2 separate regions of the Homo sapiens genome follow, and region 1 is linked to region 2. A link is an interaction called in ENCODE POLR2A ChIA-PET data of the cell type or tissue named here. Cell type or tissue: endothelial cell of umbilical vein. All regions are shown on one strand. Each heading gives the region's core, and the rest is flanking DNA. Links, peaks and the distances in the headings are about the cores only.

Region 1 (5,673 bases), core at 529-4,528, 910 kb after region 2:
GCATGTGTCTTTACAATAGAATGAGTTAGATTCTTTTGGGTATGTATCCAGTAAGGGGATTGCTAGGTTGAATGGTATTTCTGTTTTTAGGTTTTTGAGGAATCATCACACTGTCTTCCACAATGGTTGAACTAATTTACAATCCCACCAACAGTGTATAAGCATTCCTTTTTCTCTGCAACCTTACCAGCATCTGTTACTTTTTTGACTTTTTATTAATAGCCATTCCTACTGGTGTGAAATGGTATCTTACTGTGGTTTCGATTTGCATTTCTCTAATGATCAGTGATGTTGAGCTTTTTTGCATTTGATTTTTGGCCACACACATGTCTTGTTTTGAAAAGCATCTTCATTTCATTTGCTCACTTTTCAATGGGGTTGCTTATTTTTTTCTGGTAAATTTCATTAAGTTTCTTATCGATGCTGGATATTAAACTTTAGTCAGATGCACAGTTTGCAAATATTTTCTCCCAATATATAAGTTATCTGTTCACTCTGTCAAGAGTTTCCTTTGCTGTGCAGAAGTTCCTTAGTTTAAGTAGATCCTATTTGTCAATTTTTGCTTTCGTTGCAATTGCTTTTGGTGTTTTTATCATGAAATCTTCGCCCATTCCTATGTCCAGAATGGTATTGCCTTGGTTGTATTCCAGGGTTTTTATACTTTTGGGTTTTATATTTAAGTATTTAATCCATCTTGAGTTAATTTTTGTATGTGGTATAAGGAAAGGGTCAGTTTCGATCTTCCGCATGTGGCTAGGCAGTTATCCCAGCACCATTTATTGAAATGAGAATCCTTCTTCCATTGCTTGTTTTTGACAGCTTTGTCGAAGATCAGATAGCTGTAGGTGTGTGGCCTTATTTCTGTGTTATCTCTTCTGTTCCATTGGTCTATGTGTTTGTTTTTGTACCAGTACCATGCTGTTTGGTTACTGTAGTTTGAAGTCGGGTACTGTGATGCCTCCAGCTTTGTTTTTTGTTTAGGGTTGCCTTGGTTTTTTGGATATTTTGTTGTTGTTGTTCCACATGAATTTTAAAATAGTGTTTTCTAGTTCTATGAAGAATATCAACAGTAATTTAATAGGAATAGCATTGAATCTATAAATTGCTTTGGGCAGTATGGCCATTTTAACAATGTTGATTCTTCCTCTCTGTGAGCATGGCTATTACATACTTGAATAAAAAAACTTTAGAATTTATAGACAAGAGCTTAATTTCCATTATATACAAAGAGATTTTAAAACTCAATAATAAAATATATATGTAATATATGTACAGTGTTACTTATTGCAGCATTGCTTGGAACAGCAAAAAGTTGGAAATTTATGCTCATCAAAAAAGGACTGGTACATATATTATATGCAAGGATATCAGGTCATATTAGGCATCCATTTTAAAATGAGATTGTTTATTTTAAATTGATATAAAAACAAGCTATAAGATATATTGTAAAGGGATAAAAAGTAGAGCCCAGCCAGGCACTGTGGCAGGTGCTTAGAGTCCCTGCTACTTGGGAGTCTGGGGCGGGAGGATTTTTTGAGCCCTAGAGCTCTGGGCTGCAGTTTGCTATACTAATTAGGTTATCCACAATAAGTTTGGTATCAATATAGTGACCTCTTGGAGTGGGGGACCACCAGCTTGCCTAGGGGTGTGAATTAGCCTAGGTCAGAAGTGGAGCAGATCCAAACACCCAGGCTGATCAGTAGTGGGATCAAGCCTGTGAATAGCCACTGCATTTCATTTGGGCAACACAGTGAGTCTCTGTCTCTTGAAAAAATATGTATTTTTAAAAATAAGGTAGATCCTGGAACATAACTTATTTTAGACTAACCTAAGTATGCATTTTTGTGTATACATATGTATCTTTAAAAAGATAACCTATAAGAAATTTATAGTAGTGTTTGTGTACACTATCATACAGGGAGCTAACAGATAAAGAAGAGAGAAAAACCTTTTACTGTTAAAAGTGAATTAATTATATACTCAAAATTTAAATTAATTTTTAAAAAACAAAATATGTTGTAGAACCCATTATGGGGAAGCTTCCAATGAAGAATCATGAGGAGTTTAATAGAAAGTTAGAAGATAACTGATTTGGCAGGAAAGAATCAGTTCAGCTTGAGACATACTGAATTAGTTTACTGTTGGAATAATTGAATTTGTCATACTAAGGTATATGCAGATAGAGTTGGCAATGTGGGTGTGGAATTTTGAGACTGTTTAGCTCCACATGGTTTCAAACCTACAGCACTAAGCTACCTCCATCCCATATGTATGCCAAGACTTGTCTTCAGTACCTACCGTAGTTTAAGCCACAAACACTGACTTCTGTTTTCTAATGAATGGAGATCATTGGAGTTGAGGACACTAAATCATTGTGTGAGGTTCATGTTGAAGTTAAGAGATATTAATGAAGACCATAAGCCAAGTGTGATGTTACAGTATATAATTTTCCCTTATGTTTTTTCACTACTATGTTTCATACCAGTTGTGAACATTGACTGTATTTACTTATTTTAATAGTTTTTAACAGTTCATCTGGAATTAACACAATGATATTTCATGTGGTGAGCCATCTGTCTCTATTTTCATTCACTTTCAGGAGGGACCAACCTATATCCCTGGAACTTATATCCCAGACACGGGACTGATCTATGTCCCTGGAGCCTATACCCCAGACACAAACACAGACCTATGATGAGAGCCAGTCCAGTTCATCTCTGTGCCCACAGAGAGAGCAGCTGACTTTAAGGAATGATTCTCAAGTCTGGGACATTTTTATGTCTATTCAATTAGGGATGATCACTTTTCTACCAGGACCACTTGCTAAGATATGAGAGTGTAAGCCTAGAAATTTGGAGTCAACTACGTAGAGGGAGTGAGCTACTGGAGAATGAAGTCAACAACCAAGAAAGCAGAAGTGTGTGTAAGTCTGTGTGGGTGTGCCCATGCACATATGTGTCTGAAAGAGAATAAATCCAGATTACATTATTTGAATTCCTAAATCAAATCCAAACTACTTATGAAACATTATTTCCTGAGCTAAAAAACTCTATCTGTCCATCTGTCTATCTATCTATTGTCTATCTCTTGAACCAGTTTCAGCTGAGGTTTTATTACTTAAAAGAGATCTGACTTATACAACATTATAGTTGCCAATATAGTAGGCATAATTAGAAACTCCTCCATGATTCAAATTCTTTCTCTATTTAAGAAGACCCAATTCCATAAAATTTGTGAACATTGAATATATAGTTCTTTGCCAAGCAATTCAAATAGGCTCAAATGTTCTTATAGCTCTTTATCTCAATATACTTCAACAAATGTGTTGGATAACTACTATAGTCAAGGCTCTGCCTCACTAAAACAAGCAGCCACATAGAAGCAAAGCATAGAGTTAGCTAACTGACTCAATAAGGCTGAATACAAAACTCTAGTGCTTGAATTTTGACATGGGACAAGAACTATGTTAATAAAAGGCAGATTTTTTTGTGGTTTATCTTATTTTATTATCAACCTAGAGCTTCACTTTTCTATAATGTGTGCCTTTGAATTTCTGTTAAGCTTTAAAAGAGAAGAAAAATGTGCAACCTTCTATTAAAAAGCACAAATCTCACTTAAATTGAAGTCAAAACAACAATATATTTTAGAACACATGGCTCAGACCTATGTAACTTAAAAGTTCACTTTTCAGGGTGGCTGGCAAGGTGGCCGAGTAGGAACAGCTCCGGTCTGCAGCTCCCAGTGAGACCAATGCAGAAGGTGGGTGATTTCTGCATTTCCAACTGAGGTACTCATCTCATTGGGACTGGTTAAACAGTGGGTGTAGCCCACGGGTGAGCCAAAGTAGGGTGGGGCGCCACCTCACCTGGGAAACACAAGGGTTGGAGAACTCCCTCCCCTAGCCAAGGGAAGCCATGAGGGACTGTGCTGTGAAGAAAGGTGCATTCTGGCCCAGATACTATGCTTTCCCCATGGTCTTCACAACCCACAGACCAAGAAATTCCCTTGGGTGCCTACATCAACAGGACCCTGGGTTTCAAGCACAAAACTGGGCTGCCATTTGGGCAGACACCGAGCTAGCTGCAGGAGTTTTCCTTTTTTTCATACCCCAGTGGCACCTGGAATGCCAGCGAGACAGAACTGTTCACTCCCCTGGAAAGGGGGCTGAACCAGGGAGCCAAGTTGTCTAGCTCAGCAGATCCCACCCCCATGGAGCCCAGAAAGGTAAGATCCACTGGCTTGAAATTCTCACTGCCAGCACAGAAGTCTGAAGAAGAGGACCACCAGCAGATCTGCAGCAGAGGGGCCTGAATGTTAGAAAGAAAACTAACAAACAGAAAGGAATAGCATCAACATCAACAAAAAGGACATCCACACAAAAACCCCATCCAAAGGTCACCAACATCAAAGACCAAAGGTAGATAAATCCATGAAGATGAGAAAAAACTAGTGCAAAAAGGCTGAAAATTCCAAAAACCAGAACACCTCTTCTCCTCCAAAAGATCACAACTTCTCGCCAGCTACGGAAAAAAACTGTATGGAGAATGAGTTTGATGAATTGACAGAAGTAGGCTTCAGAAGGTGGGTAATAAACTCCTCCAAGATAAAGGAGCATGTTCTAATGCAATGCAAGAAAGCTAAGAACCTTGAAAAAGGGTTAGATGAATTGCTAACTAGAATAACCAGTTTAGAGAAGAACATAAATGACCTGATGGAGCTGAAAAACACAGCACGAGAACTTTGTGAAGCATAGACAAATATCAATAGCTGAATCGATCAAGCAGAAGAATGGATATCAGAGATTGAAAATCAACTTAATTAAATACAGTGTGAAGACAATATTAGAGAATAAAGGATGAAAAGGAATGAACAAAGCCTCCAAGAAATATGGGACTATGTAAAAAGAGCAAACCTACATTTGATTGGTGTACCTGAAAATGATCAGGAGAATGGAACCAAGTTGGAAAACACTCTTCAAAATATTGTCCAGGAGAACTTCCCCAACCTGGCAAGACAAGCCAACATTCAAATTCAGGAAATACAGAGAACACCACAAAGATACTCCTCGAGAAGAGCAACCCCAAGACACATAATCGTCAGATTCACCAAGGTTGAAATGAAGGAAAAAATGTTAAGGGTAGTCAGAGAGAAAGGCTGGGTTACCCATAAAGGGAAGGCCATCAGACTAACAGTTGATCTCTCTGGAGAAACCCTACAAGCCAGAAGAAAGTGGGTGCCAATACTCAATATTCTTAAAGAAAAGAATTTCCAACCCAGAATTTCATATCCATCCAAACTAAGCTTCATAAGCAAAGAAGAAATAAAATCTTTTACAGACAAGCAAATGCTGAGGTATTTTGTCACCACCAGGCCTGCCTTACAAGAGCTCCTGAAGGAAGTGCTAAATATGGAAAGGAAAATTGGTACCAGCCACTGCAAAAACATATCAAATTGTAAAGACCGTCAACACCATGAAGAAACTGCATCAACTAAAGGGCAAAATAACCAGCTAGCATCAAAATGACAGGGTCAAATTCACACATAACAATACTAACCTTAAATATAAAGGGGCTAAATGCCCCTATTATAAGACACAGACGGGTAAACTTGATAAAGAGTCAAGACACATCTCTGTGCTGTATTCAGGAGACCCATCTCATGTGCAAAGACACA
Region 2 (5,673 bases), core at 1,063-5,062:
TTTTTCAGACTGTTTGCTGTTGGCATATATCATGCTACTGATTTTGTATGTTGATTTTTTTATCCTGCAACTTTGTTTGTTTATTAGTTCTAATAGTTTTTTGGTGAAATTTTTAGTTTTTTCTAAGTACAAGATCATGTCATTGGCAAACTATGCTAATTTGACTTCTTCCTTTCCAATTTGATGCCTTTTATTTCTTTCGTCTAATAGCTTTTGCCAGTGCTTCCAATATTATGTTGAATAAAGTGGTGAAAGTAGGTATCCTTTTCTTGTTCCAGATCTTAGAAGAAAGGCTCTCCATTTCTCACCATTTATTACGACGTTAGCTTTGGGTTTGTCATATGTGGTCTTTATTATTTTGAGGTATGTTTCTTCTATACCCAATTTCTTGAGGGTTTTTATCATAACAGGATTTGAATTTTATCAAATGCTTTTTTAGCACCTATTGAAAAGATCATATCGTTTTTGTTCTTGGGTTTGTTAATGTGATATATATCACCTTCTAACATTTGTACATGTTGGAGCATCCTTGCATCCCTGGGATTAATCCCACTCAGTCATGGTGAATGAACTTTTTAATGTGTTGTTGAATTTGGTTTGTTATTATTTTGTTGATGATCTTTGCATCTGTGATCATCAGTTATGTTCATTAACCTGTAGTTTTCTTTTTCTGTTGTGTCTTTGTCTGGTTGTGGTATCAGGGTAATGCGAGCCTCATAGGAGTGAGTTTGGAAGTATTCCTTCCTATTCAGTTTATTTGGTGTTCTCTGACCTTCTGTTATCTCAGTATTTCTTTTTTTTTTTTCTCAAGTTTTGAAAAGTTTTCTGTTATTATTTCTTTGAATAATCTTTCTACCCTTTGCTCTTGCTCAAATTCCTCTTGAACACCAATAATTCTTAGATTTGGTATTTTTAAGTAATTTTCTTTACCTTGTAGGCAATCTTCATTCTTTTTATTTTTTTTCATTTTTTCTGCTCCGATTGTGCATATTCTTTCTTTCTTGTTTTTTGTTTGTTTGTTTGCTTTTGTTTTTTGTTTGTTTCATAGGGCCTCACTCTGTCACTTAGGTTGGAGTACAGTGTCAGGATCATGGCTCACTGCACCCTTGCTTTCCCAGGCTCAGGTGATTCTCTCACCTCAGCATCCCAAGTAGCTGGGACTACAGGTGCATGCCACCACACCCAGCTAATTTTAGTATTTTTTGGTAGTAATGGGGCTTCACCATGTTGCCCAGGCTGGTCTGGAACTCTTGGGCTCAAGTGATCTGCCTGCTTAGTCTCCCAAAGTGTTGGGATTACAGGCATGAGCCACTGCACCTGGCCTGACTGTGCGTTTTCAAATAAACTGTATTCAAGCTCATTTATTATTTTCTCTGCTTGATTCATTTTGATGTTGGGAGCCTCTAATGGATTTTTCAGTTCAGCAAATGTATTTCTCAATGCCAAGATTTATTTTTTTATTCTTTCATTCTTTTTTTAAATTTGAGACGGGGTGTCACTCTGTAACCCAGCTTGAACTGCAGTAGTACCATCACAGCTCACTGCAGCCTCAATCATCCAGGCTCAAGAGATCTTCCCACCTCAGCCACCCAAGTACCTGGGACTACAACCACATACCACCATGTCCGGCCATTTTTTTGTTATTTTTTTGTAGAGACAGAGTCTCACCATACTGCTCAGACTGGTCTTGAACTCCTGGGCTCAAGTAATCCTGCTGCCTTGGCCTCCAAAAGTGCTGGGATTATAGGCAGGAGCCACCATTCCCAGCCTGTGCCAAGGTATCTGTCTGATTTTTAAAAATTATTTCAATCTATTAAATTTATCTGGTACATTTCTGAAAAGCTTTTCTGTGTTTCCCTCTTGGAGATCACTGAATTTCCCTAAAACTACTATTTTGAATTATTGGTCAGAGTTCACATACTGCTGTCTCATTAGAGTTTCATCACTGGTTCCTTGCCTTTTTCTGTTTGCAGAGGTCACAGTTCCCTGTTTGCTGTTGTTTCTTGTGGACTTATGTCTATTATTTATTCCAGTCTTCTCTGTGTGGCTTGTTTTGGTTTTTACTGGATATGTTTGCTTAGAAATTCTTTGTAATTTACCTGTTGATTTTCTTTCCCTCTCTCCCTCCCCTTCCTTCCTTTCCCTTTCTTTCTCTTTCTTTCTTTCTCTCTTTTTCTTTCTTTCTCTTTCTTTTTCTTTTCTTTCTTCTTTCTTTTTCTTTCTCTCTTTGGTCTCTTTCTTTCTCTCTTTCTTTCTCTCCCTCCTCCTCTCCCTCCTCCTCCTCCTCCTTCTTCTTCTTCTCACCCATCCCCCCTCCCTCCTCCTCTCCCTCCTCCTCCTCCTTCTTCTTCTTTCTTCTTCTTCTTCCTTTCTTCTTCTTCTCACCCATCCCCCTCTTTTTCTTCCTTCTTTCTTTATTTTTTTTCCTGCTAGGTCACTACCTCCTTTTCAGAGCTAAATGATACCTTAAGCTCAAGTTTGCCTTGGTTCTAGTAATCAGAGTACCACTAGTCCAGAAGCAAGGAGATCCCAAAGGGGACATCCCAGTAGTGTGGGAAGACTGGTTAGGGATTCATGACCAGAAGGCCTGTGGAACAAACCTCCTACAGGATAGCGCAGCTGAATAGTCACTGTGATGTGGCATCTTTTTGGCATAGTTACAGGACAGAATTTCCAGTGATGGGAATGGTAGTCCTGCTTCCCCCTTCTGTCGTTGGCTGTCCTTGATGTTTCTCCCTTCTGGTACCCCCAGTGCTTCCTGTGGGTTCACGCCGGAATAGGTCTCCTGCTAAGGAACTTAAGATGGTGGGGAAGCTGGTTGTCTACCTTAATCCGACTTTTTCCAGTGTTGAAACTGTGAGTTTCAACATGCTTGGGGCCAGACATGTTGCAGGGAGGGGTGTCACAGAAACAGAAGTCCAATTCTCTCTGCCCAGAGTTTTTTCACTTAATCTATGGCCCTAGGAACTGTCTCATCTTTATATGTGAGTTCTGGGGTATTGCTGGTGATAAATTCAGTGTTGTATATTTGGTTCTGGTTTTCTGGTGGGAGAGGGGGAGTAAAGGTAGCTTTCTTCTGTGCTTCCATTTTGGAATCATGTGTCTTTTTAATGTATTTAAAGAAAGTTTAAAAAATAAGTTTCTCCTTTAAGTTGCTGGGAATTAAAACAAAATATATTTGTAGCCTGGATACCTTGTTTTCTTGTTGGTGGTGTTGCTATTGTAACTGACATTTTAATTTTAATTATGTATTTTTTCTAAAAATTATTGTCTGTATAGCTAAAAATTCAATGCCTGTAGTCTTAGTAGGTCTAATTCTGATGTTTGCTGTTTCTGCTGATTCTTGCTGGTGTGGCTGGTGTTTTTCTTTCTTTCTTTTCTTAGTTTTTTAAGTTGTGAATTCATAGTCAATGAATCATATGTATGGGAAATGTTTGAGGCCTTTTTTTTTAAAGTATGTTGCTCCATTGTATCAGTTTCCTTTAGGCACTAACAACCTATCACCACATTAGCCTGAATTATTCTGCTTAGGATTTTGAGGCCACGTGGGATGATATGAATTCTTAGCCTAAAACTCATCAGGTCTTTCCTTTGTTTGTGAAATTTCAGGAAAGACTCCCCATCCTCCCAGAGCTGTCCCTAAACTAGGATAAGCAAGTTTTCCTAGCATGTATTTATTAATGGTGGGCTTTGGTTGGTTCACCCTTTCACAGCGGGCCTTGCCTTTCTGGGTTACTAATTTTGAGCTCCAATTCTAGACCCCACTTTGAACCTTGCATAGACCCTGGAGTTTGACTCTAGTGCCCACTTTGGAGGCATTTTAAAAGCAGTCATCCCAAAAGGGTAGATACACTGCAAAATATTCTTCCCATCAACTCCCCTGGGGATCCTGTTCAAATGCAGATTCTGATTCCATAGGTATCTAGTAGGGTCTAAGTTTTCATTGTGTGTGTGTGTGTGTGTGTGTGTGTGTGTGTATGTTTTAATTTCTAACAAGCTGCCAGTTGATGTACTGCTGCTATTCTGCAGACCACACTTTTCGTAGCACAGCACTGGATCACTATGGATTGTCATATGTTACTAGCACAGTTGTCCCTCCTGATGCTTACCAGCCACTGCTGTTGTGTGCTTTTGTCTTTTTGAGCGTCAAGAAACTGTCCCTACATTCTTGCCAAGTCATACGTGCACTTGAAAGATGTTTCATAATCTTTTTAAATTGAGAAAGTTTAAGTGTTTTGAACTAAAAAGCATTTTAACAAGTTAAGTCCTAAAAAATGCTCATGTTTTCAGACTTTGAGTATATGTGTATATTTACTGAGTTTATGTGTTTCTTTATGTCTAGACCTATGGATCATCTTATTAGAAAAGAGCAGTAGCTACTATTTACATGTTACCTCACCTTAGTGTCAATAAAAACATTTTTTTGATATTATTTCTATTCTGTTGATGGTCTACAAAGCAATGTCTGGGACATAGCAGGCAGTTAAAAATGTGTGTTAGACTTGTTAAGATCTTGTAACTTGGAATCAGAAATATATGGATTCTAAACAGGTACTACCGTATTATAGCTGTGTGACTTCAGGAAAATTACTTTTCTAAGCTTTTGTTACCTTAGCTGTAATATAAGTTTAAAGGAATACTTAACTTAGAGGGTTCCTGTGAGAATTTGATGATATAATCCAGCTCTGATATTACAGATGTTTAAACATTCATTTTTTAAAAGAAACAGGAATGTTTACAATAAAGGGACTATTGTGATTACATTAAATAATTATTAAAATAATGCTCCTTTGTAAGACAAGCCATAATTTTCCTCAAAACTATAATTTAGTTAATAAATCCCTTCAGAATTACCCTTTATATTTATATTTTAGACTTGTGTTGTCCAATATAGTAGACACTGGCCACATGTTGCTATTTAAATTTAAATTAATTAAAATCAAATGAGGCTGGGTGCAGTGGCTCATGCCTGTAATCCTAGCACTTTGAGCCCAGGAATTTGAGACCAGCCTGGGCAATATGGCAAAATTCTGTCTCTACAAAGAAAAAAAAAATTAAAAATTAGCCAGGTGTGGTGGTAGATGCCTTTAGTCCCAGCTACTCAGGAGACTGAGTTGGGGGTTGGCTTGAGCCTGGGGTGTCAAAGCTTCAGTGAGCCATGATTGTGCCACTGCACTCCAGCCTGGGTGACAGAGCAAGACCCTGTCTTAAAACAAAAAAACAAAAAAAAAAACGAAACCACAAACTGAGTGCGTCAGTCCCACTAGCCACACTTCGAGTGCTCAATAGCCACATCTGGGGAGGGGTCATGGCATTGAACAGTGAACATCTAGAGTGTTTTCATCATTGAATTTTGTTTGGTTTGCATTTTTCTAGACTAAATAAAAAGTCTATGAATATAGGACAAAAAATATTTTATCGTAGTTACATATAACTTAACTAATGCTTCATCCCATTTTTCCCCTGAGATTACTGATTTTAGTTTTTGTTGTTGCTGTTTATTTTTAACTGAACTCAATAATTAGGTTTATGTAAATAAAATTTAAGAAATACAGAGTCCAGAAACAGATAAACAAACACACTACCCTGTCATTCCTTCAGAAATGACACTAACACTCTGCTATCCTATGCTGTCATCTAATTTTGCTCAGGTCATTCTTTTTTCTTAGTGAG

Evidence for each region. ChIA-PET counts read pairs that join two places held together with the same protein. Peaks named below come from ENCODE experiments on the same cell type or tissue, not always from the same donor. Only the 100,000 strongest peaks of a DNase experiment are listed, where the experiment ranks them.
Region 1: POLR2A ChIA-PET joins it to region 2 with 8 read pairs; 2 of 35 experiments call an interaction of 5 or more read pairs at or near these places.

Annotation. Positions count from the first base shown.
Region 1 is chr3:1,061,673-1,067,345 of GRCh38, reverse strand. It overlaps the pseudogene RN7SL120P. Among named protein-coding and RNA genes, the nearest start is that of CNTN6, 29 kb to the left of the region's middle. In endothelial cell of umbilical vein, for the core only: no CTCF peak of the experiment used is centred there; no DNase peak of the experiment used is centred there.
Region 2 is chr3:1,969,820-1,975,492 of GRCh38, reverse strand. No RefSeq gene overlaps it. Among named protein-coding and RNA genes, the nearest start is that of CNTN4, 130 kb to the left of the region's middle. In endothelial cell of umbilical vein, for the core only: no CTCF peak of the experiment used is centred there; a DNase peak (open chromatin) is centred at 3,532; H3K27ac peaks cover 2,424 bases.